5 separate regions of the Mus musculus genome follow, and all the other regions are linked to region 1. Evidence: chromatin loops called from intact Hi-C (ENCODE). Cell type or tissue: left cerebral cortex. All regions are shown on one strand.

The links. Hi-C counts contacts between places; a loop is a spot of excess contacts. Peaks named below come from ENCODE experiments on the same cell type or tissue, not always from the same donor. Only the 100,000 strongest peaks of a DNase experiment are listed, where the experiment ranks them.
Region 2: a loop joins it to region 1, with 8 times the contacts of the local background. A loop is called at or near these places in 29 of 42 quality-filtered maps.
Region 3: a loop joins it to region 1, with 2.3 times the contacts of the local background. A loop is called at or near these places in 3 of 42 quality-filtered maps.
Region 4: it touches region 1 in a loop (2.6-fold over the local background); 2 of 42 quality-filtered maps call a loop at or near these places.
Region 5: a loop joins it to region 1, with 5 times the contacts of the local background. A loop is called at or near these places in 17 of 42 quality-filtered maps.

The regions. Positions count from the first base shown.
Region 1 is chr14:62,455,180-62,460,179 of GRCm38, forward strand. It overlaps Gucy1b2 (guanylate cyclase 1, soluble, beta 2), which reads right to left and starts at 1,110. Exons shown (of 17, transcript NM_172810.3): 1 at 897-1,110. The coding sequence starts at 1,019. It overlaps Gm41172 (a long non-coding RNA gene), which reads left to right and starts at 1,288. Exons shown (of 3, transcript XR_874685.1): 1 at 1,288-1,378; 2 at 2,449-2,527; 3 at 3,819-4,001. In left cerebral cortex, CTCF peaks have their summits at 2,461 (motif pointing left) and 4,597; DNase peaks (open chromatin) are centred at 310, 981, 1,224, 1,924 and 2 more places; H3K4me3 peaks cover 1,764 bases.
Region 2 is chr14:62,250,309-62,255,308 of GRCm38, forward strand. No RefSeq gene overlaps it. Among named protein-coding and RNA genes, the nearest start is that of Dleu7, 40 kb to the right of the region's middle. In left cerebral cortex, CTCF peaks have their summits at 1,898 (motif pointing left) and 2,102; a DNase peak (open chromatin) is centred at 1,877.
Region 3 is chr14:62,061,992-62,066,991 of GRCm38, forward strand. No RefSeq gene overlaps it. Among named protein-coding and RNA genes, the nearest start is that of Gm35307, 30 kb to the left of the region's middle. In left cerebral cortex, no CTCF peak of the experiment used is centred here; no DNase peak of the experiment used is centred here.
Region 4 is chr14:62,282,361-62,287,360 of GRCm38, forward strand. The region is part of intron 1 of Dleu7 (deleted in lymphocytic leukemia, 7); the gene reads right to left. Among named protein-coding and RNA genes, the nearest start is that of Dleu7, 8.1 kb to the right of the region's middle. In left cerebral cortex, no CTCF peak of the experiment used is centred here; no DNase peak of the experiment used is centred here.
Region 5 is chr14:62,331,004-62,336,003 of GRCm38, forward strand. It overlaps Rnaseh2b (ribonuclease H2, subunit B), which reads left to right and starts at 1,065. Exons shown (of 11, transcript NM_026001.3): 1 at 1,065-1,173. The coding sequence starts at 1,113. It overlaps Gm41173 (a long non-coding RNA gene), which reads right to left and starts at 1,052. Exons shown (of 2, transcript XR_874686.3): 1 at 859-1,052. In left cerebral cortex, CTCF peaks have their summits at 1,040 and 3,089 (motif pointing left); DNase peaks (open chromatin) are centred at 1,104 and 1,305; H3K4me3 peaks cover 1,153 bases; H3K27ac peaks cover 845 bases.

The DNA of each region.
Region 1 (5,000 bases):
GCCCCCTCCCCGCTTTTACAAACACACACAAACACTCATGCTCACACTTCACAATAAGCAAATGGTTAAAAAAAAAACCAACTCCCTCTTTCTTTTTCATGAAGCAGATGGTAGGTCTCAGGAACTTGGTGGAAATTAGGCTTTCTGATTTTCTAATAAATTTTAGCATCTCACATAAGAAGCACGAGCTCATTTTCATTCTGATGTTAAGTACCATATGGCCCATCATCCAAGGAACGTGGCAGCTTCATACCCAGAGTGATGTGGAAGGGAGGAGCGTCCCTATGAGGCCAGTGTGTATAAACCAATCGGATTCCAGGGTGAATGCCTTTTGATAATAATATTGTATATGGCAGAGGACTAATTATCCCTCTTTTATGGTATGTGTTAATTTTCTCTGCCAGTTTCCCTAATTACAACTGCCACCCAAAGGACTACTCTTTGTAAATACTCTGTAAACATTTGAAAAGACACAGACAGCGTGTGCATGAGGAAGGCTGTCCCTGGCTTTCGAAGCTGTCTGCAAGATTAGCTGGCATCTCGTAGGTTTTTCAGATGCATTAGCAGCTGGGGAGGACTTGTTACTGTATGGGAAGACACCCCTCCGTTCCCATGACATCACGGGCTTCCCTGTATATTCTGGGATCATTGTTTTGAGAGACCAGTTTTTTGGCTTTTTGGGGGGTTGAGAGGGTTTTATTATTTTGTTTTGTTGTTTTGTTTGTTTGTGACTTCCTTTGTTGCTCTGAAGTGAATAGTCTCACAAATTACGGCAAACATATATGCTAGCATAACTCATACCCAGATATAAATGGAGTGTCTGCATTGTCCAGCAAGTTCCCTTGGTGCCCCTATTCAGCCACCCCCAACCTCTCCCACTGCGCTCCTCACTGTACCTGTAGATGGGTTCGCTTGCTCCTAAACTCCGCTCGCAGAGGCTCATACAGCACACCGTCTGCTGTGTCTGACATTTTAACTTTTAGCGTATACTCAGCACACAACACTTCAGACATCACCATCCTTTCAATTAGACAGGTGTTTGTAAATACAACCTCATCACACACACACACACTTCTGATTACATGTAAGCTGACCCAGCAAGACAGACTTAGCATCCTGTGCGATGAGAAACAAGCTTTCATTGTTTAGAGGATACCACATGCTTAAATAAGCTTTAGCTATTGGTTAAGGAAGCAATGCTGGACAAGGCATCTCGCAGGGGCAAGGATCTGCGCGGGCGGAGAAGTCCCACCCTTCTCTGGTTTGACTGACTGTTTTCCCTTTGCATCTGTGTAGCATTGTACGCTATCTGATTGACTCCCCTGGCGTGGCTAACATCTCACTGACAGGTGGCTAAGTGGGGATAAGTGGGCTAAAGGTAAGGCTGGGGTAAAAGCCAGGCTTTCCAGCCAGTCACCATGGGACTGGCTATTGGCCTTGCCATTTGGAACACTGGGGAGGGAAACTGTTCTCCATAGTAGACTGAGCAACAGGGCAAGACCCTGTCTTTAAAAACAAAACAAAATGAAACAAGAGTGTCGGGAGAGCAGCGTTGTGATTGGTGCTTGTAATCTCTAGGACAGCTGAGGCAGGGGAATGGGGAGCTCAAGGCAGTAAGACCCGTTCTCAGAAACAAACAATAATTATTAATAATGATGATAATGATAAATACAGTCTGAAACAAAGGCTCCACATTTCTTCCAGACCTATCTCAATAGTTATTAATTCAGCATGCAAAAGTCAGAGGAGCCAATCCCAGAAGACAGTCCATCCCCCTAAACAGCCACAGCGGACAGCCGTGCTTTAGACCCATCACAACAGCTACGGAAATCATTTGCTTTTAACCACACGCTGCGCAGTACTGGGTCCCGCACATTCCTCCTGGTTTAGGATAAATCACACAAAACTGCTGGGTTTTCACCAGTGGGTGTGAGCAATGTCATTAGATTCTACGTAATTTCCTTTCCTCCTTACTGTGACCCTGTAAAGTTGGTCCTCTTACCATTAACTCCCTCGAAAGACAAAACAGTGGTGCAGAGAAACCAGAGGTTTTCTTGTAGCTGCCACACTGCAGCAGCTTAGTGAATCAAGTGATATCCCTTTTCTAGGAAAGTCAATAATACTTGACTCTTTCAAAAATAAATGAGATGGATGGATGGATGGATAGATGGTAGATAGATAGATAGATAGATAGATAGATAGATAGATAGATAAAAGCTCTCTCAATCAGGTACACTGGAAGATGGAGTTTTGATTTGCATGTGGACCGGGACTTGGGCACTTACTCCTTTCATTTCGCATCAGCGCCTTCGCTTGGGATCCAGAAAGCCAGAAAAAACATAGGCTTTTTCCACAGTGAGGACGTTCACCCACGAGCCCAGCTCGCCTCCAGGCGGCGTGAACCTGCTCTACCTCATCCTCTCTTCAACTTGCTTTTTAAAATTTCAGTCGGTGGCCGACCAGGAATTGTTGGACGCGAAGCGCCATCGTGTGGCCAAAGTTATGTATACCTACAGATCCTAGTAAGGTAAGGGCGATTGATGTTCATAAATCTAAAAGCATTGTGATGTGCAGGGGCTCATTTGAGACCAAATTCAGTCTCTTTCGAGTTTAATTGAATCTGATTTACTTGATAAAGAAGAAATCAGGTGACCTGATTGCAAACAGGTCACACTGTACTTTGCAAACAACTGGTTGGCACTTGAATGCAGATGCTTTGAAAACCTGAAAAATGTTAGCTGCAATAGTGACCACGCCCACTGTGCCTCAGCTGCTGCTGTGAGGACTCCTGCTTCTGCTCAGACCTGATTCTACATCGGGAGCTAGATCCAGGAGCATCATCTACAGACAGGGAGGTGGCGGTCCGGGAGGGGACAGGCCTGTGACTTTGGGGGTGGGGTGGGGTATTTTCATCACAGTGTCTTCCTGAAAGTGATTTTCTTAAATCATTCTTCTTCCAGCAGCGCTTAGAAAAGCATTCTTAGAAAGTTTCTTCCACTACTGTTTTAAGTGTGTGACAAAATGAATAGCCTAGGTGATAATTAATATGCCTTCATTATAACCAGCTAATGATGACTATGGGCCCTGCACTCTGACAGGCAGTGATCATCTAATTATCACCTCAGCACTCTAAGTTAGAACGTTACAGCTGTGCATGTGAGGTGCACTGACGTTCCAGCATCATTACAGAACAGAGAGTCTGAGTCCAGCCTGGGTCTTATCTCAGGCAGACAGCGAGGCCAATGATGCCAGGCATGTTGGCACACATCTTTAACCACATCTTTAAGGCAGAGGCAGGATCTCTCTGAGTTCTAGGCCAACCTACTCTGTGCATTGCATTCTACACCTATCAGCTACATAATGAGGCTGTCTATAAAAGGGGGAGAGAGGCTAGAGGGATGCCTCCACTCACTGTCCTAGCATAGGAACCAGGTTTTAGAGCTAGCAGCTACATTAGGTGGCTCACAACTATTTCTATCCCCAGCTCCAGGGGGATCCGGTGTCCTCTGCCTCCCTAGGCACCTGCAGACACAAGGTCCACATAAACTCATGCACACACACACACACATGTATGTATAAACACATACGTATTTTAATTGAAAATAACAGAGCTAGGCATAATGGTTCAAAGTCATAATCTAAACTATTAGGAGATCGTAATGATAATAATTGTAATAACAACAACAATAGTAAAGTATCATGATTATACTAGCTTCATATTTGGGATAAATAAGACCTTACGTGTCCTCAGCACACCCACAATGCTAACTGCTTGCTTTTCATTCATCTCTCACATCCATCTTGCTCTTCTGCTCCAGGATTCACCGCAGTCCGTGTCGGGCATCTCTGATCACTCTGCTCGGCATTCGCGTCTCATGAATGAATTTAAGCTCTGAGTTGCTTCGATCCTGCCTCACAGCCTCCGGCACAGAGCATGCGCAATACAGCCTGTCTTAGTTAGGGTTTTATTTCTGTGAACAGACACCATGACCAAGGCAAGTCTTATAAAAAGCAACATTTAATTGGGGCTGCTTACAGGTTCAGAGGTTCAGTCCATTATCATCAAGGTGGGAGCACGGCAGCATCCAGGCAGGCATGGTGCAGGAGGAGCTGAGAGTTCTACGTCTTCATCCAAAGGCTGCTAGTGGAAGACTGACTTCCAGACAACTAGGGTGAGGATCTTATACCCACACTCACAGTGACACAGCCATTCCAACCAGGTCACACCTATTCCAACAAGGCCATACCTCCAGATGGTGCCACTCCCTGGTCCAAGGATATACAAACCATCACACAGCCTTAGCCCGAATCCCTCTCTTTTCCCCAGACTCTTTACACAGTGATGCCCCTTGCTGTCTCCAGACCTTATCTGAGTTCTTCACTTTGTTCATTCAGACCAACTGTCCATCAAGCCATCTACAAGGTGTGATTAGTGAGGTTCCAAGCACTGCGGACAGTAGCCCAGGCTACGTTCTCCCTCTTGCAGGTCCAAGTGAAGTGGGGCGTGTTGGTGTGTGAGTGGACGAACTCAGGTTAGGTCGCTGTGAGCACAACCAGAGGACACCTGCTGGTGAGCTAGAGAGTGGCGCTCACTGGTGTGACTGCAAGCTAACCATGGAGAACGAGAGGAGAGAGGAGACCGGTAGAGTCAGAAAACTTGCTCCAGCCAGCCTTCTGCGACTAACTCAGACTTTCCTGTGACAAGTCTTTGGTGACATCTTGTGATACTGGACGCGTATGGTTGAAAAATGAATTCTCCCCCATCCCCCAAAGATGCTCACTTAACCCCAGAACCTAGGAGCAGTACCTTGCCCGACAATAGAGACCCTGATTATTTGGTTAAATGAAAGATTTTTGAGATGGATTGAGTATCCTGAATTATCCAAATGGGAGGGACTGATATCATTGCAAATGTCCTTATAAAGAGAAGGCAGAGGTCAGCTGGAACTCTGAGGAAGCAAGAGGCTGGGGTCATGCAAGGAAAGGCCACTAGCCAAGGA
Region 2 (5,000 bases), 200 kb before region 1:
AGAGCACCATGAAGAGTGCTTAGCCTGTATGACTGCGTGTAAAAAGAAGTTTAAAAACCTTCAAAAGTGTTCAAGGGAAAACTTGAAACCAAGAAAGCACTCCTCTTGCTGTTGGAAAGTTTCCTTGCTTTCAAAAGAGATTAGGAAAAAATGAGGAAAAACAAACAAACAAACAAACAAACCAACCAACCAAAGAGATTAGACACTCTGGACTATGGGTCCCTTCCCATTACGTGTAATTTTAATGTACTAATTGCAACCTACTCTTCTTAAACTGTCCTTGGGTGAAGAAAGGGCATTGAGCATGAAGAACATAGCCACTAGCAGAATCTTTCAAGCAGGGCAAACACACTGTGCATCTCCTGCAAACGAAGCGCTTCAGCAGTGGACAGTAAAGCAGCCAGGCTGAATAAACCACCCAGAGCCTTAAGCGTTTAGTTTGGAAAACACTCCACTCGGTTCTTTGTACTCTCACATCCTTGCATTATGGAAAGTGGGCGTGTGGTTCTTGAGGAGGTGAGGAGAGAGCCATCAATGGTATTGATAACTCTTTGTTTCCTACTGCCTGAGATTCTCCTAATAACCTGATAGATAATTCTGCAGCAAGCAGCCTGGGGCCCTGCAACTCCCTACCTGTGTGAGGTTAGCAGGGAAAAGGCTTAGGAAATGATTGCTAGCAAGCTAAACCGTGGGGGTGACTCAATTTAACATGAATGTTTGGGGAGGCACTACAACTTTCTAGAAATAAGAATTCTGTATTAGGGAGGGTTCTCTAGAGAAACAATAAGATACAATTGATCAAATAAGATAGATAGATAGATAGATAGATAGATAGATAGATAGATAGATAGATAGATAGATATGGGATTTGTTAGAGTGACTTATAGGCTGGGGTCTGGCTGTTCCAACAATGGTTGTCTCCTAAGAGAAAGCCCAAGAGTCCAATGGTTGTTCTGTCCATGAGGCGGGACGGCACAGATGGTCTTTAATATCCACCAGAACACTGAAGAAGTAGGTTCTAATGCCAGTGAAGGGTTGAACTTGCCAGCAAAAGTGAGAGCAAGGATGCAAACAACAAGAACTTTCTTCTTCCAAGTCCTCTGTACAGGCTACCAGCAGAAGGTGTGGCCCAGATTTAAGGTTGGGTCCTCCCACTTCGAATGATCCAATCAAATACATCCTTCACCTAGTAGCTTGAGTTTGGGTTAATTACAGATGTAGTCAAGTTGGCAACCAAGAGAAACCATCAAATATTTGTTCCCTGAGATACATATCACTTGCAAGAAGACCCTTTTACCCTTGCTTTTTAAAATTCCCATCCCTGGGCCAGCCAGATGGCTCTGTGGGTAAAGGTGCTTGTCACTAAGCCTCATGATTTGCATCCAACCCCTCTCAACTCCTTCAGCTCACAGGAGGGAAAGTAAGCACTTATTGCTGTCTTTTGACTTCCACACTCAGGCACATGTACATGTGCGTGTATACACACACACACACATACACACACACACACCACTAAATAAATAGGTAGGTAGGTAAGTAGGTAAAAGATAGTTATTTGGATAGATAGATAGATAGATAGATAGATAGATAGATAGATAGATAGATAGATAGATAGAAAACAAATATTAAAACCCCACAGCTAACGAGATCAGCTTGTTCAGCAGAGACCAGGTAGCCCCCACTTTATACAGCATCTTTTCCCCATCCATCCACCTGCTCCCACTCCCAATCTTACATCATTCCAGCATGTCAACCTTCAGCATTGTGTCTATAAGCCTGTATTTTCCAACTTTGTGTAGCCCTTTTCTGTCTTGTTTTATGGGGAAGGAGATAGAAGGCTGTGTGCTGCCCTGCTGACATGATTAGTTCAAATGAGATCGGTGACTCAACACTGCCCTCTTCTGGTTGGTACGGAAACATCTCATCCCTTTTACTCGACTTCAGCCATATAAGGTGGGCAGAGTCCACAGAGCAGGGTTGGGGTGGGGGTGGGATTAATCAATGCACTGTGGATTGAAATTTAGAATGACTATTAATCCATCTCCCAGTGGATGCATATGTAGTTTCTGGAAAACTCTGATCGAGCATTAAATTCTGATACCTTCTTGTAATGGTTCAGACTTCATGTGGCTTCATTGTCCTTACAGCAATTTTGGAAGCACAAGGTTGAATTCACAGTGATCCAAGAAGTATAGATCCTTCCGTTCCTCCAGTGGTGGCTACTCAACTTCCAACTGATTTACAGTTACTTTTTAAATCTTGAATTCCAAGATTTAATGAAGTTGCCATTGCAACTTCATTTTCAACTAGTATGTTAATAATTGCACCTCCAAGCCAAGCTTGTAGTAGTTAGTGTCTTGACTGTCAGTCAATAGACAGACAAGTAAGGCCTAGTGTGACCAGAGCCCCTGGGGACCCACTGTGAGGGGCAGTCGGGATTGGGAACCAGCGAGGGTTTCCCGGAGAGGTTCAGGGCAAGGTCAGCAAAGAAGATTGTACACACACACACACACACACACACACACACACACACACACACACACTGTAATCTCAACACTCAGAAGCCTGAGACAGGAGGATGGCCAGCCTCTGCCACAGGGCAAAACTCTGAAGAGAAAACAAGCAAGCAATACTCAAGAACAACTAGCACAGCTTATCACTGGAAAGCATTCTCCATTTTGGTCCGCTAGACACAGAACATCAGAGACAATTAAGAGGGGCTGATGGGGCAATTAAGCAGATGCTAGAGCTGTGAGGAAAACTCAGGCCCAAACCAACTCTCAGATGTCAAACCCTTGATCTGAGTGAAGTGTTTGTGTTTGGGAAAGGACGTCATTTATGTCAATGGCTGAGCTGTTATTTTACACAGAAGATAATACCGGGATTTGCTGTGTTTTTTTTCTTAAATTAAATAAAATAATCGCAATATATGTGTTTGCTTCTCCAACACCTTTTAAAATATATTTAAATGTTTTAACTTCTGAATAGGTAATACATATTTGAGTACTAACTGTAAAAAAATGAAGGGTTTACACAACTCCAAGTTACAAATTACAAATGGGTCCTTCCAGGTGTATTTGATATATGTGTGTGTGTGTGTGTGTGTGTATGTACATGTAATTTTGCATTTTATTTACCTATTTCTTGTTCATTTCCCCCTATAACAATATAATGTACATCTTTCATCTTGTGACCTCAAATATTTCCCCATTCACTTTTGTTTCATAGTGACCTTGTCCTGTATGTGCTGTGAAATCTATTTGACCTGTCCTCTATTGATAATATTAAGCAGTATTTATTTAATAAATAACAACTCAGTAATTTGTTGATAACGTAAACCATTTGCAAGCATATCATAAGAAAATTTCTAGACTTGGAAGTACTAGGTAAGAGATGTGTTCACTGGTCACCTGGATAGATACTGACACCCACTGAGCTACATCCCAGACACCAGCAGATAAGATGACCCCCACCCCCACCCTGTAACCCCTGGGCTCAGCTTATTATAAAATGGATTGGTCTCTGTCAATCTGCAGTGAAATTATTTTCTACTAGATTAACGTGAAACTCTCACTTTTAGTGAATACTAGACATTTTTCCTTGTTATTAGATTGTTAGATTTTTCCCTACAGATTTCTATATTTGGATATTTGAATATTTTATATTAATATGTGGCTGGCACAAGTTATGATTTACAATAAATATAAACGGCATACTGGATTTCTTATACAAACAATGGAAATAGTTCAGTTGTGGTATTGCATATCACTTGTTGATCGGAAAATAGATCTGTTTAGCAAAACACAAAATATTATTCAAATGAATTTCACCTTATTACCCCTTAACCTGACTACAGTGCTAGAGAATTTGTAGAGTGACAACTGTTTTGCAGTTATCTTTACTGGGTAGCACAGTTTCAACCACAAGTTTCAATTCTTTGTCAACTTTGTTAAATTGTTTTATATTTATAATTTCGAATAATATTCCTAAGAAGTTTTACCCTGATGTTTAGGTTTGCTTCTCAAGGAAGACCAACTGCTGACATCTACTTCGTTCTGAGTGTATCATTCAGTTACATGTAACGTCACGTGACCCCTTTTAATTTCCTGTGTATTCATTCTACTTCTGTCTCCCCAATGCTGCTTTTTATTCAGTCAGCCTTGCTTCTGGCAAAGCCCCACCCACTGTGTTGTTTATGGCCAAGTCCCGCCCACTGTGTTGTTTCCTTCAGGCAAAGCCCCGCCCACTACGTTGTTTATGACCAAGTCCCGCCCACTGTGTTAAGTTCCTTCTAATAAAACCCCGCCTGCCTTTAGCCTTCATCAGTCACTCTAGATGTTTTCCCTTTGTCTCCCTGAGCTTTGCTGTCACGGGGCTGTTTCCTATGAAGTGGCCTCTAGGCTGTCTCACCCATTTTATTTAAACCAGGGAATGCATTGGTTCACAATTGTAACCTACCTCATGAGACATCTTTCTAGTAACCAACTGTTTCTTGATCACAGTTTCCCCTGATGACACTCTCCTTTAGCGTCTCTGTGTAGAGCCTACAGGTCCTTCTAGCTAACTCACTGTAAGGTACAGCTTTGCAGAATCAGCCCCACTCCCCAAGATCATAATAGAATTATATTATTCCCACTTCCCTGTCCTCTCTCCAGACACCCTCCCATGTACCCCCCAACCCCTGCATGCTCTTTTAAGTTCATGGCCTCTCTTTCTTTAAAGTTACACGAACCCGTTGTTTTTTAAAAGGCTTCTATGATAGAGAAGCTTCCGTCATGCTCCCCCTGGCAGACATTTTTCTCATAAAGGGGTAGAGTGATTATTCTGCCTTCTGTTTTTCTATAGCCAAATGGCCTCAGAAACTCTGGGACAGTCACAGAGCAGAAGAGCTCGCTGCCCTCTGCTACACTACAGCCAATTTCACCTTACCTCATTTTTCTAGAAAGTGTTCCAGTGATATTTAGGGATGCTGCCCTTCAGCTGACGTGCCATTCCTTCCG
Region 3 (5,000 bases), 390 kb before region 1:
ACCCAGCTGGAGAAACTGCTGTTCTAGTAGTCTCCCCATGTGTCCTGGACTGAATCTCACTATCTGAGAAGATGCTGAAGTTGAGAGGGGAAGTCCGGAGCTGGGTGGAGGCAGGAAGGGAGCTCTATGGAACACCCTTGAAGCTGGGCAGTACACTCCCAATATGTTTGTGAAAAATAAATTTCTCCCTTGTTCTAGTAGTATTACTTGGGGGATTAAAGAATATTATTATAATTATCCAAATACATCTAACAGATTTAAAATGGAAGTTTCTAGTAAAAAGAAAAGTATGATAAAGATTGTACAGATGACAAAGTTAAGGCAGACCAGAGCCAATGTCTTTTAGACTATTTTTAGTCCTATTGAAAGCCATTCACCACTTACCACCCTGTGTGGCTTAATGTTTTTTGAAATATATCATGAGTATCAACTTCCACCAAAGCAGAAGCTGATGTTGTCAGGCAGGGCCTGAAGCCTATAGCTGAATCTTCTCTGTTCTGATATAACTCACCCACCAATGGTCCCCACTTGTACACGTAGTAAATGCCAGGATTTATGACATTCTTTTTTCTGTAATTAATAAAATATAATGTAACCATTTCCACAGCAGATGATCTCTTTCAGGGCAGCTTGAGGGCCTGGTCACTCATGTTTGTCTCCAGAATAAACTCTTACTCTCTCTGAGGTGAAACTGAAGCTTTTGTGTTAATGAGAGACAGTATACACAGGGGTTTCTACACCTGGAGATTCCAGAGTAGAGGAAACTCAGCACCATGACACGAAGGCAGAGAACCTCCTTCAGAGACGACAGTCCTTGAATAAACTCTGAATGGGGAGCTGTAGTATGCCACAGGACAAGGTTGCAAAGAGAGAGAGAGAGACTATTGAAAGCAAGGGGTAGAGTGCTAAATGCTTCACTAGTGGTCAGAGGGAGTCCTTGACATCCCTGCTAGGGAAGTACCAAGTTCACACGGCAAGTTCATTGCAAATGAACAAAGGGAGACGGCAGTCCATTTCCAGCTCCCTTCCCTTCACACCTCTTGACTCCAGCAACAGGACAGTGGAGCCATCTTAAGATAGCCACAGACACTCTACTCTCTTAAAGCCTGAAACACCCAGGCATTCTTTAACGCACATAAATAAACAGATGGGGTAAATAAAATGGCCGCAGAACACCTGTTGTGAATAAAAATCTTGTTCCAGATGTTGGTGAGGAGACCCCAGGAATGAAAAAGAATTAAGTGGCTTTCACTCTCACAAGGTTCGTTTTAGGGCTGAAGGCTTTCACAGATGCAGGTTTACATAGTGATAAAGCAATTGAAGAAGATTGGGAAGTGGTGGTGGTGGTGGTAGGGGCTGGGCCGGTGTTGAGTGTGGACTGAAGGGAGGTGGCTGTTACCATCAAGGTTCTGTTGTTGTATCATTGCTGGTTGACAATTGCATCGTATTCTTCCATGTGGGATTTTCAGAGCATGGGAACAGAAGATGGAGAAGCAGTAGAGCTTGGGTAAGAGACCACCCAGCAGGACCATGAATCATAGCTTGCCTTCTGGTCTCTTGTGAGAGAAACCTGCCTTGGAGAGAGATGACTTTAGCTAGAGGATCAACTGGGTGGAGAGTGATGCAGTATGCCACTGAAGTACAGACAGGCATCGAGAGAGAGGTCAAGGTTAATACAGAACAGAAATGCAGGAAATTGCTACAGCTTGTGACGCTGGGACAACTTGGGAGCATGTCGTCAGGAAGTCGTCTGGTCATGTCTCCCCCAGATATTCCTGACATTTGCTTTTCTGTGGTTTGGGATCCTGTAGACTCAACAGAGAACAAGGTCAGAAGAAGAAAGCTGACCCTATTATGGAATGGCTTTGGGAAACTGGTATATGGAAGGAGAAGCCTGACTGTAGGAAAACTAGAATCTCCGTAGCTGCATGCTATTATCAGGATGTGACATCTCCAAACATTTGAAAATTGGGACAGAGGGAAAGATAAAAATCTTTTTGTTTCACATGCCAGCCCATAGCTCTGCTTTCTAGGGGTGAGGGACCTCCTCGATCACACAGAGGTTATGGGAAGCAGGAAGGAACCAGACATAAAGTGAGAACACACCCACTATCAATTCCAGAACATTCTTGTCACTGAGAAAAGTGCCCCTTCAGCCCTCCTGCCTGCTGCCTAGAGGTATATGGTAACAAATGGCTTAATCAAGTGGCTGTTGAATATTACCTCAAAAGAAAATGGGGCTGGATAGAAAGCCATACATGGGAGCCCAGGAAAGGCCTTTGTGATCTCTAAAAAGTCCCATGATTTGAACTGTTAGCCAGTCATGGGCTGTATTGGTCCAAGCTTGGAGTCCTTAGCTCAGAAATGACATTGCGCTTGGGGTAGAATGCACTTGTCTGAAAAAGAGGCTCCAAGATGGGGCATACTGTGGATGGTCAGGCTAGTTCTCATCATCCAAGGACAAAATGCAAATTACCCATAGGTCTGCAGGCCAAAGAGGGATGCTGTTGGCCTCTTCCATTGCTTTGCTTGTTTTTTTTTTTTTTTTTTTTTTTTTTTTTTTTTTTTTTGACTGTATATACTGTGGGGTGGTGGCTTAAGTGTGGAGATTCTAGAACCACTCTGTTTGAGTTTTGCCACTTAGTGGGTCAATCTTATGTGAGTTCCTTAGTTTTGTGGATGGCCTCATTTCCTCCTTTACAAATTGGCCTATGTTAGACCAGTGTGTAAGTCTTTTTAGCTCTCTTGTGATGGTTACTTGTGTATTGAGAACACTGACATGTCGTTTTCCACAGTGCATTAATTTTTTTCAGGTTTTCTGTCATGTTACTTCATGAAGACATTTTGACACAGATATGTTGTTTGTGCAGCCAAGTGAACTTTCATTCTTTGATGCATATAATGTCTGTTTTATAGGAAAAGTATTTTTTTTCCCAACACAGGCACTGGTATACCAAATTTCTGGTGTAACTCTACATCTAACTTTGCAATCCACTTAAACATTGTTTTTAAATGTTGTATGCCTTTATTCTAAGGATTGTTTTAAAGTACTGTATGTTTTTATTCTAAAGATGTGTCCAATTTCCTCAATACTATTTTCTGAACAGTTTGCTATTTCTACATTCATTTGTGGGTCTTTTTAGACATTAAATTCTCACACGTCATAATATAGTGTGTTTTTACATTGTGATTTTTTTTCTAATAGCACACGGTTTAACTGAACAGTGTTTTAATATTCACTCACATAAGTCTTCTGTATTATTTTTCATTCTCCAAATCTTGTTGCTATATCTAAATAAAATTCTAGGTTTTTAATGATGATGATAATAATGAAGAAGAGGAAGGAGGAGGAGGAAGAAGAAGAGAAGGAGGAGAGGGGAGAAGGAGAAGGAGAAGGAGGAGGAGGAGGAGGAGAAGAAGAGGAAGAAGAAGAAGAAGAAGAAGAAGAAGAAGAAGAAGAAGAAGAAGAAGAAGAAGAAGAAGAAGAAGAAGAAGAAGTTATAACAAGCTTTTCCTGTGTGAAGGCTGGCCTCTCCTTTTCTAGGCACAGTGCTGTCTTTTCTGCATCCTGTACATTTTGAGAGCAGGAGTTTAGTGGTTATCCTTTGTAAGTGTTTGTCTTTTTAGCCAGATGCATGGTTCCTATTGACTCAAGGAGGCCTCCCTCTGGCATCCCACCACAGATGGTGCTTTATGCAATGTCTTCGATCACTTGTACTAACATCTATGAGTACTACTTGTACTAACATTGAGGTGGCAAGGGCAACAATGAGTATGAAATTTCTCAATATCTGCCTTTACCACTCTGACTTACTTGGATCAACTAAGGAAATTAATGAGCAGATGTTCATTTGTTAGCATCAGTCTTCTAACTCTGTAGAAACATAAAATGGACTAAGATAAACTCATTTGTATATAGTTACTGGTAAAATTTCTATCATTTTCTTCCCTGATAAAGCCCTTCCTCTTTGTAGGAGGAGTAAGGGGGTAAAGAAAAGGTCATTGCTTACAAGCTAGCAGAGAAAAGAGAAAGTTCCTATCAGTAATTCAGGTCTCCAAGGAATTATGGCCAAGGGTATAATCATCCCAAGAATAACATTTCCATTCCTTTAATTCATCCAATGATGTATGTGTTCAGGTATCCATGTTCTCATACAACCAGAAGAAGCTAAAGGCACTATGAAGTACTGGTGGGGCCAGCTCCAAGAAATGAAGACAAGAATGATCATCTGACTTTGTGGGCACTTGTAGGTATAGTGGATGAAATGCATGGCTCAAATGAGAAAACAGAGAAATGCTAAATAGTGACAAACCACGAAGGACAATGTGTTTCAATGAGAGGCCATGGAGCAGGGATAGAGCTTGAATTTGAAGGAGTCTTGTGGGTGGTGGAATTGAGCCAAAACTTGAGGAGAAAGCAGCATCACTGGGAAGGTCTCAGAAGAGAGGCCTTCTGGACGAGGCTGATGCCTATGGCAATGACTTTGAACTGTCTTAGGAAATACAGACAATGACTACAGATCATGCAGGGGAGAAACCAAAGAAGCAGGAGGATCAGCACTCTCCTGAATTTGCTTCCAGTGTCTTTGTGAACCAGAAGCAGCTAAACAGAGGACAGACTGGAAGTTGTCTACCAAACACTGGTTGACAGAAGCTAGAGGCATTTAGGACAAGAGAATGTCAGTTGGGAGGAGACTTTCATTGTAATCATCTGTGGGCAAGTCTGTGGGCATTTTCTTGATTAAAGATTGAAAAGGGAGGTGTCAGCCTATTGTGGGCAGTTTCTCCCCAGAGCGGATGATCCTGGGTCACTCATCTATAAGGCAAGCTGAGTAAGCCATGGGAAGCAAGCTAGTATCAGTGTTCCCTCCTGGCCTCAGCTTTAGTTCCTGCTCCAAAGTTCCCATTTAGTTCCAATCATAACTTCCCTCAATGATGGCTTGTGACATGAAAGTGAAAGATGAAATAAACTCTTTCCTTCCTAAGTTGTTTTCGATCGT
Region 4 (5,000 bases), 170 kb before region 1:
CCACAGGCTCTTAAATGCAGACGATGCTTAAATAGCCTACAAGAGGGTGTGGGTACATGTTCATTTGTGTGCAGATGTGTATGGAGGATACAGGTTGGTGTCGGGTATCTTCCTCAATCAGTGTGTGTGTGTGTGTGTGTGTGTGTGTGGTGTATGTGTGTGTTTGAGTGTATGTAGTATGTGTGTGTTTGTGTGTGTGTGTGTGTAATGTGTGTGTGTGTGGTGTGTGGGTGTGTGTAGTATGTTGTGTAGTGTATGTATGTGTGTTTGTGTGTATGTATGTATGTGTGTGTGTTATGGGTGTTGTGTGTGTGTGTTATATATTTGTTAGTGTGTATGTGGTGGCCAGATGTTGACATCAGATGCATTCCTTTGATTGTTCTGCACCTTTTCTCGGGGGAACAAGGTCTCTCAATGAACATGAAGCCCATCAAGCAGGCCAAAGGAGTCAGGCATCCACCTGTCTCTACAGAACCAAGTGCTGGGGCTTACAGGCATGTGACATCCTACCTGGCTTTTCCTTGGATTCTGGAGGTCAGGACTCAGGTCTTCTTCATGCTTGTGCAACAGTTTCCTGACTGAACCGTCTCCCTAGCCCTCTTATTATTTTACAGGTATTTTGTCTGCATATATGTCTGTGTGCCACATGCATGCAGGCCAGAAGAGGTTGTCAGATCCCCTGGAACTGGAGTTCTAGATGGTTGTGATGCCCTGTGGTGATGAAGACCAATCTCAAGTTCCCTGAAAGGGCAGCCAGTGCTCTTAACCTCTGAGCCACCTCTCCACCACCCCTCCCCCCACTCACACCAAGTTCTGTTTTGAGACAAGGCCTCTCACTGATCCTGGAGCTCATTGTTAACCTAGCCTAGCTGGGTGGAAAGCCCCACGGAGTCACCTGTCACTGCTTCCCAGTATGGAACTGCAGACACATACGAGTTGTTACATGGTCTGGAAATGAGATCCTCATATGTACAGGGTAAGCACTCTACTACTCAGCTGTCACCTCCAGCCCCAGAGACTTTTTTTTTACTTGCCATGACATTTCCAAAGTCACTTACAGGTCTGCATAACTTTGGTTGGCAACTTACTGATGTCAGAGTTAAGTTCATTCTTCAAAATGGTCACATCCCAAGCTAGATAGTTCCAGTGGCGTCAATAGCATCTTTCTCTCCGTTTTCCCCTACATCCCTTCCTAACAGTATCTATAAAGAGCAGGGAAGACAGGAAGAAAGGCACAAAGGCGGGTAAAGAAAACTGGTGAGGGAGCCGCGACTCAGAAACAGAGATACACACAGAGATATGCATGGAGGCAGAGGCAGAGAAAGGAGAAAATAATAAGCCCTCCCTGGGTTTCTTGGGGAATACCTTGCCCTTAAACATCTGCCCAGACAGTGCACAAGCTCCTCCTCTGCAGCCCAGGGTGGGGCTAACATCAGACATGACCCCAGACCCACTGGATTCTCTACAGCAAATACATCAGAGAAATGGGAATAGTGTTTTTAGAGGAAGACTGTGGAGAAGTGGGGACTTTCCCAATCTCACCTGGCTCGTCGACATCTGACTTGTAACTGCAAGTTCAGGGCCCTGAGCCCAAGGCCACCATATGAAAAACCCAGTAGAGGACCTGAATAGGTACCACTCACCATGAAAAGCCCAGCATCCACAGGACACTAAGCATTTTTACTTGTAGAGTCATAATGAAGGTCCCTCATGCTTAGGCTTTGGGAATGGTGCCATTTTCAGTGGGACAGAAAAGAACCTTTTCAATGAGTACAAACAAGATTCAGATGTGTTCACGCCAACCAAAATATGGAGTTCCTGTCCAGTAGCCAAGCAGAGCTCTGACTTAAAACCTTTCTGGCCTCTTTCACCAAAATTTCATTTCACAAAACTTTTATATCACAACTTACACATTATTTCCATCATAAACTATTATAAAACTATAAGTAAACTAGACACTGGACCACAAAAGCAACATTGTGTCTCTAGTAACAAGCAGTTCCCTACCTGTGACTACTAACAGCCATAAATTTTTACTTCTTCAGCGGTGACGCTCATAATATGTATGTGCGCACATGCATGTGAGCATACACACAGGTGGGCATGTATGTGTGTGATAGCATACTATGGCCAAAGATCAATGCCAAAGGCCTTTGTTGAGGGACAGATCAACCCAAGGCTTTTCCTAAGGCCCTGATATACAAAGAAAGACCCCAGCCCCTCCTCTAAACCAGAACATACTTGGCAGAACCAGTAATGGACTGGGTCTTGAGGAAGCTGTGGCTTTGGATCAGGAAAACCCAACTCTCCCCATCCTAAAGGGCTTTGGCTATCAGTTCCAAGGATATTGTGTGCCTGGTCCATGGTGTCCCTGTGAGGCCTTTGACTGCTCAGCTTTCCACTCACTCGCTCCCATTTTTCTTCCCACAAATAGTATGTAAGATACTGTACTTCTTAATAAATTTAGCTGGCATAAGACATAGTTTGCACAAGACCTCCTGACCCCAGCTTCCTTATCTTCTCATTCCCTGGCCCTCTGCTTTAAGACCCCCGGACTGATGAAAGATACACTGGCCCAGGTCAGTCTTACTCAGCCACTTGCACATGTTTTCCCCTTGGAGAGTCCCCCACTGAGCCTGGAACTCACCAACTTGTCTAGACTGGCCAGATGGCAAGCCCCAGGGACACTCACGTCCCCATCTCCCCAGTGCTGAGGATAGCCATGCACACCAGCACGCCTGACATTTTCTGTGTGTCCCGGGGGATGAACGTGGGCAGTGATGCTCACATAACAAATCCCTTACCAGGTAAGCCATATTCCCACACCTGCTTTCACACTTTTTGAATATTTATTAATTCATAGTACATGTATGAGTGTTTGCCTGTGTAATCTGTACATGGATGTACCTGGTGCTAGAACAGGATGTCAAATCTCCCTGGAACTGAACTTGCAGCTGGTTGTGAGCCACCTGATGTCGGTGCAGGAAGTCAAACCCAGTTCTCTGCAAGAGCAGCCAGTGCTCTTAACCCCTGAGCAATCTTATATCAGACCCCACTCCACCCCTCCCCCAGACCTTAGCAGGACCACAGACCTTAGCACAACTGATGCCATGATGGAAGAGCCATTCAGACCTTGGAATCCACCATGTGGGCAGCAACAACTGCTAAGAACGGAACGAAGGCCCACTCCAACAAAGACCGTAGTCTGGGGAAGTCCTTAAATATACTAACCTTGTTTTTTGGCTTCTATAGTTCTGCTTCTGGATGTTCTTGCTAATTGTGATGCATCAACCCAGCATTTGAGATATTAATTAATTGATTGATTAATTAAAAAGCTAACCCTAGGAAAGGCTCAGGACTGCACCCCTGTCCCAGACACCCAGTGTAGTCACTGGCTGACTAATAAAGAGTTTCTATTGGCTTAAACAAGTGTCCCAGTGGGCTTCTCTGGTGGATACCTCATAGCAATTTCTCTAATATCCTAGGTTTATAAGTTTTGAAGACATTATTTTCAAACCTGTTAGGCGCTGCTTTCACTAATCACCATGGATGCGGTAGTGTCTTCTTTGAACAGTCAGTAGTCACACTTACTGTGTGCAAAGAATGTGAATATGGGAGGGAGGCCAGGGTCAGCAGTGGGGGCTGCAGGTCTCACCTAGAACAGGAGACACTCAGCAAGAGTTTGGCAGAGCAATCCTTACCACAAGGAGCTTATTTAAATGATGGAGTTAACAAGAAAGTTTAGTGAGCCTTGGTGGGAAGTTCTGTCTCTGAAAGCTGGCCTCGGCTGGTCTCTGTGCCACTTCTTCAGGAAACTAAACGCTTTTAGCTCTTGAAGAGTGATGAAACTTAGGATCACCTCAAAACTGTCTTGGCCACCTTTTCAGCAGTTCCCATTGGTTCCCTTCAGGTGTCCTGGACACTTCTATGTTACCTTTAGGAACAAAGGTCTGTCCCATTCCTGCTGATATTATTAGCTTGATAGTGATTTTCTGGGTTTAGTGAATGCTCCGCGCTTTGGGTCACCCTATAAAATGGTCTTCAGAGAAGGGCACAAGGCCTGGCACACTGGATACCTTGAAACTTCCTATGCTGAAGTTCTTCTACCCACAGTGTGACTACTTGCAACACAAGGCCCATGGGAAGGTAATTAAGGAGAAAAACAGTCACAAGAATCACAAGAATGAGGTAACACACACACACACACACACACACACACACACACACACACACTAGGGGAGCTCATGAAGCTCAAACTCAGTATGCAGCCAAGAATGACCTTGATTTCTATTCACCCTGCCTCTATCTCCTAAATGCACTACCAAGTGTTTTGTTTTATACAGGGCTAAGGATTGAACCTAGAGCTTCATATAGTCTAGGTAGATACTCAATCCACTGAACTACAGCCCCAATCTTCTCATTTAAGATGTTCTAGAAGTTCTATCTGTCTGTCTATCTATCTATCTATCTATCTATCTATCTATCTATCTATCTATCTATCTATATCTATCTATGTATCTATCTATGTATCTATCTATGTATCTATCTATGTATCTATCTATGTATCTATCTATCTATCTATCTATCTATCTATCTATCTATCTATCTACCTATATATTTCTCCCTCTCCTCTCCCTCTTTCCCCCCTTCTCTCCTATACTCTTTCCCTTCCAGTGAAAAAAACAAAGACAATTTGAGAACCCTGAGAGGTGCTTCTGGAAGCCAGACGGGAAACCCTCACAGAAACTGAATTTGTCATTACCTTGACTTGGGACTTCCAGCCTCTGAAGACTGAGAAAATGAAATGTGTACCGTGGAAGCCATTTTGTAACAGCAGCTGAGCTTACCTACACACGCAGTCTACAGACTACAGCAGCCTGAATGAGATACAATGCATGGCTATGCACAGCTGTGGCTCTACCCACCACAGACTCCCAAGTAGGGTTAGTTCATAATACCCACTCGACCTGGCCTGTGATATAATTAGGACAAATCACATT
Region 5 (5,000 bases), 120 kb before region 1:
GTGGGTATTATATATATATTTTTTTTAATTAGGTATTTTCTTCATTTACATTTCAAGTGCTATCCCAAAAGTCCCCCATACCACCCCCCCCTACCCACTCACTCCCACTTCTTGGCCCTGGTGTTCCCCTGTACTGAGGCATATAAAGTTTACAAGACCAAGGGGCCTCTCTTCCCAATGATGGCCGACTAGGCCATCTTCTGCTACATATGCAGCTAGAGACATGAGCTCTGGGGGTACTGGTTAGTTCATATTGTTGTTCAGAGGTGGGTATTTTTAAGGGCTTCATGCCTCAGGAGGGAATCTCAGCCTATGTTTTAAGATCCAGACCAACTTCTGGTTGCTCTATGTAATTTCTCAAAAGCTTTGACCACCTTTATAACTCAGACCTCCACATTTATGTTGCCTGTGTCTCACATTGCTCCCTCTACAAAAACAAAATACAAAGTGCCACTAGACTGGATAACAAAAGACATAAAGTGCATAGTCTGCCTAGAAAGAACACTTCAGAACAAGCTTCCTGATCGGCAGCTGGCCCTTTGAGAGAATCCCCTCTCCACCTCCCTAGTCAGGGCTTAATTGTTTTCTCTATAGCCCCGAGGTGAGCCCTAGGCAACAAGACACCACTTTTGCTCACAACCATTCTAGCACTTGGGAGGTTCCTGATCCAGTATTCAAAGCCAGCCAGGGCGGCATACTTTGAAGGTCAGTCCCCGCTGGGTGGTGGACCTTGTGTCAAAACCAAACCACACCCAAACTAAGTCTCGTTAATACTCTAAAGATTTATCCTAAATAACAAATTCGTATGTTGAACTCCAAATTATAAGCATAATTTGGGTTGTATCTTTAAAAAATTACCTTAACTATCAAATTGGCCCACAGCCAATTTGAAGGCTGCTCGCCCGCATTAGGAACCTCAATGTATGAAATACACGCACGAGCAGCGCCCGTAGAATGAGAGTGAGAAAAACGAGGAGCTCCACACCCTCCACTGACAGCAGGGCCCGCGCAGATTTCAAAAAAGGAAGCCGAGCGGGCGGGCCCGGAAATGGAGGCAGGCTGGTGGCCCCGGTTGGCGGGCCCCTCGGCGCCACTTCCGGCAGGGCGCGACCATGGCCGGAGGTCGGGACCGCGGGGACTTGGCGGCCAGGCAGCTAGTGTTCCTACTTCCAGGTAAACGCGGGAGGCGCGTGGGCCTAGGTCGCTGGTGGCGGCAGCGGCAGCGCGGGTTTTTTTTTTTTCCCAGGCCAGCACCGGTCCGCAAGGTCCTAGCGAGCGCGGACCCGGATTCGGTGCCCCGCGCTTTGCTAAGCATCCTGGTCACGTGTCACAACACGCGGGAAAACTCCAAACCCGGAAGCGACGGCAGCGTTTGCGCGGATTCCCTGGGGCGGGTCCAGCCACTCGGCCTGCGGCGGGCAGCGGGGGTCCCGGGACTCTGCTGTCCCCTGGGAGTTACTGGATCTCTGTAGCTCAGCGTCTAGAATCTTACCAGCTCCAAACCAGAGGTCGCAGTAGTCCCATGCTGAGCCGCTCTGCTGCTCTGGAAAGGCAAGGGTGGCCAGGCATAAGGGAGCCTGGATGGGGTTTATGTGAGCGTGGTTTGAAACAATTCCAGGACATGGTGACAGTCAAAAATCCCAGAACCAGGCCACTCAGTGTCCCTGTAGATGATGACCAGCTATCAGGGCATGTGGTGGCATGCGACAGCCATTGCCATATGAGGAGGGCAAGTGAAATAAATTTGGGTTAGGGAATGCAAGCCAGAAACACTCTGTCATTTTACAATGATACATTTGATGTTAGAATACGCGTGAAGAAGGAAACTTCCCAGTCACTTTAATTTTGAGTTTTAGTTTAGCAAATGCAGAGCATTTTTACAGCAAATATATTTCACCAGGGTATAGATATCCAGTGATGATAATTTTTATAATCTTTATGTAACGACCTGACACTTACTTTGGATACACAGCTTCTCTCCTGTGTAAAAAGTTAAACACATTCAAGTGTATGGATTTTGGGTTTGCAGCTCACTCAACTGAACCCTGTATGCTGCTGACCAAGAAGAGTAGCTTTCCAGCTAGCAGCTCATACACCCGTCTTCTAGAGAACCCCAGGCTTTCTGTCATCAAATTAGTTTTGCCTGCTTGGACCCCTGTGACTTTTGTATCTGTCTTCCTTCCCTCCGTACCACGTCTGCCAGATCCATCCATGGCTGTTCCATGGGTTTTGTTGGCTGGTTCTTAAAAATTGCTTCTGGTTTGCTGTATGCATATCAATGCTACTACTCTCCGGAGGATGGATGGCATTAGGTGTTCCTCCTGGTTTGCACCTAGTAGGAGTTACACCTCTGGCAGCATTCTTTTGAGGCTGTTGGTGGACATTGGCATTCATTTCTTCGGAGTGTCTGTATCCTGGAGTGGAAGCTGCTTTTGGGTGCTTGTTGGGTTAGCTTTAGTTCTGCAGAATGGTTTTCTGAAGTGGTTGATACGGCTTCGTCCTGACTCCAGCTGCCTATGATGAGTCCAGTTAAGCCGTAACCTCACTGATAGTGCTTGGTAAAGCAGCTAGTGAGAATTCCTGGTGTTGGTGAGCCATCAGAAGGCTAGCTGAACACCTTAGTTTAGCTGGGAGAGGGGAGAGCCTCCTTTCACCCTTCTGTTACATCAGTATATTTGATTTTTGTAGTAGGATCCCTAATCATTCTTTTTGCAATCAAACATGTTAATACTATATAGTAGTTTGCAATAATTTGAGGGGTTTTGTTTTGTTTTGTTGGCTGTTTCACTGACATTAATTTCCTTCTTAAAGTGTGTCATAATCGTACCAAGCACAAAACTGAAAAGACTCGATGTTGAATGCATCCCTCAAAGAGAAAGGTGTAGTAGATCTACTGGGAGGGAGGGGTGAGACGCATTGCCACCTGGTTTCTGTTCAAAGCTGAGGTGTCTGTCCTCTCACCTTTTTTTACCCTTCAGGCAAGGTGCTCTCTCACCTACTCATTAGGCTGATAGTGGTTGAGGGTTCTAAAACTTAAAACTTGGGCTTCCTGACTTCTGCTCTTCCAGGTGGCCTTTAGTGCCACCTGCAGGCTCTAAGGGTCCAAACACGTTTGATAGCAGCTATGGGGTCTGCCCTCCAATGTAAGGGCACCGGCCTCCTGGGAGTGAGACTTCATTTGTGAAGGTTCTGAGCTAGTCTGTCCTGGGCTAAGACCCAAAAATATGCTTGCTCTTCTAGTAAAGACTCAAGCACCGTTACTGGCTGGTCTAATACCCCCCGGAACTGCTGTATCGAGGACCAGCCTGGGGAGCTGGGGTCCTGGGTAACCGCACCTGAGGCTTGACTGCTTGAGGGTTCACTGTTCTGAAAGTGAGCAGAGCTTGTATACATTCAGGGCACAGGCAGCTAACCTTGGCTTGACATTTAATTTACATTCAAGTTGCCTCTGGTATGTCCCGAAGGTTACATCTTAAAGTTGATTACAGGGTACTTCTCAGTTTTGTTTTGTTAAGTTGAAGCCTCCTAGACAAAGGAAAGCTGGAACTCAGAGAGTGGACTGTGCTAGCTTCCTTTTCACAGACAAGCTGGGGTGTTGCAGCAAGGTGGAATGGGTCTTTGCATCTGGAATGAGCATACTGCACCTCCGATGTAATTGGGAATGCTACACTGCTGTTTAATTACTCTAAGACCAGTTACTTTGGGAACATGTTATAAGGTTCCAGAAGGTCATATTCTTAATACTGGTTTTCTTTTGTCAATCTGTTGTACACTTGTCTGGTCTACTGAGCTGGGCCAGTTGTGAGAGTTAGTCAGGAGCACATCAGCTCACTAGAGTAGGCAGGAGACTGCCTGCGGCTGTTGGGGAAGACTGTTAACAGGATTCACCTCCCAGGAAATGTGTACATTGAAAACCCTAGAGTTCTGGGGGCGGGGGGGGGGGGAGAGATGAAAATCACGTAGGACTCTTGTATATAGGCCCACATAGCTTGAGTAAAAACGTCCTTAATCAGCACCACCCACTCCTACCTCCACCCCACCCTCCCACCCGTGAGTGAAGAAGTTTCCAGATCGAACTGGGCTTTAGAGCCAGTCCTCAGTTCTGTTGAGTTCCCTCTGGGTACTGCAGAGCTCCAAAGGAAGCTTCCTTGTTTGTCATTTCCACAGGCAACCCAGATGTAATGGCCAGTTTGTTTGGAGGATAAAGGACAGGTAGCCTTTGGGGAGTCCCTGCCTGCCATCCTAGCCATTCGCGGGCAGTAGCTTTTCAGCCTGGGGCATCGTGATGACCACAAATGACATCTAAATACAAAACAAAGCAAGAATTAAAACTATTCTAAGAATTCCCATTTTAGAATTATGTTTTCATTAAAAAGATTTAAAAAAAAAGAATCAGTTATGGAAGGGAAAGCTAGTTTTCCTGTTTCATGATGGAGGACCTTTGCGTTAGCATTATTTCTGACTAATGGCTTTGTAAAACCGAAGAAACCGATCTTTGTTGGGGGTTGGAGGCAAGAAAGAAAGAAAAGTGTGAAATACAGGGCAAAGGAGGGGCTCCTCTAGGCTTTGTCAGGGACCCTAGGAAACAAATGACTTTTTCCTCTTCCCCAAGGGTTGGCACATGAACTCAGGGTAGAAATAGAAGTGGGCCTTTCTCCCTTTGTGTGCACACATGTTTGCGTTTAGAAACAAGCCTGTAGGTTGAAAGCTGCCCTTGCCTTGGCAGGTAGTAGAGAACCTGGCCACTCCATGTGTGGCCTTGAGAATACGTCTGCTCAGCTTCTTGGAAGATTGCTCATCATTTCCTGCAGGCCATTTCTGGGTTGTCCAGCATGGCTCACATTTAACATTTTCCACACGAGTGAACCTGGCTTTGTCTTTATACAGCGTTTCTTGGTGGGGCCCCGCTGACCTTTCTCAGATGGCTGTAGGATCTGCTTCTGACTGTGGAGCACGTTCAGGAGTGATGGATGGAATCCGTCAGTTGGCAGTGGGTAATC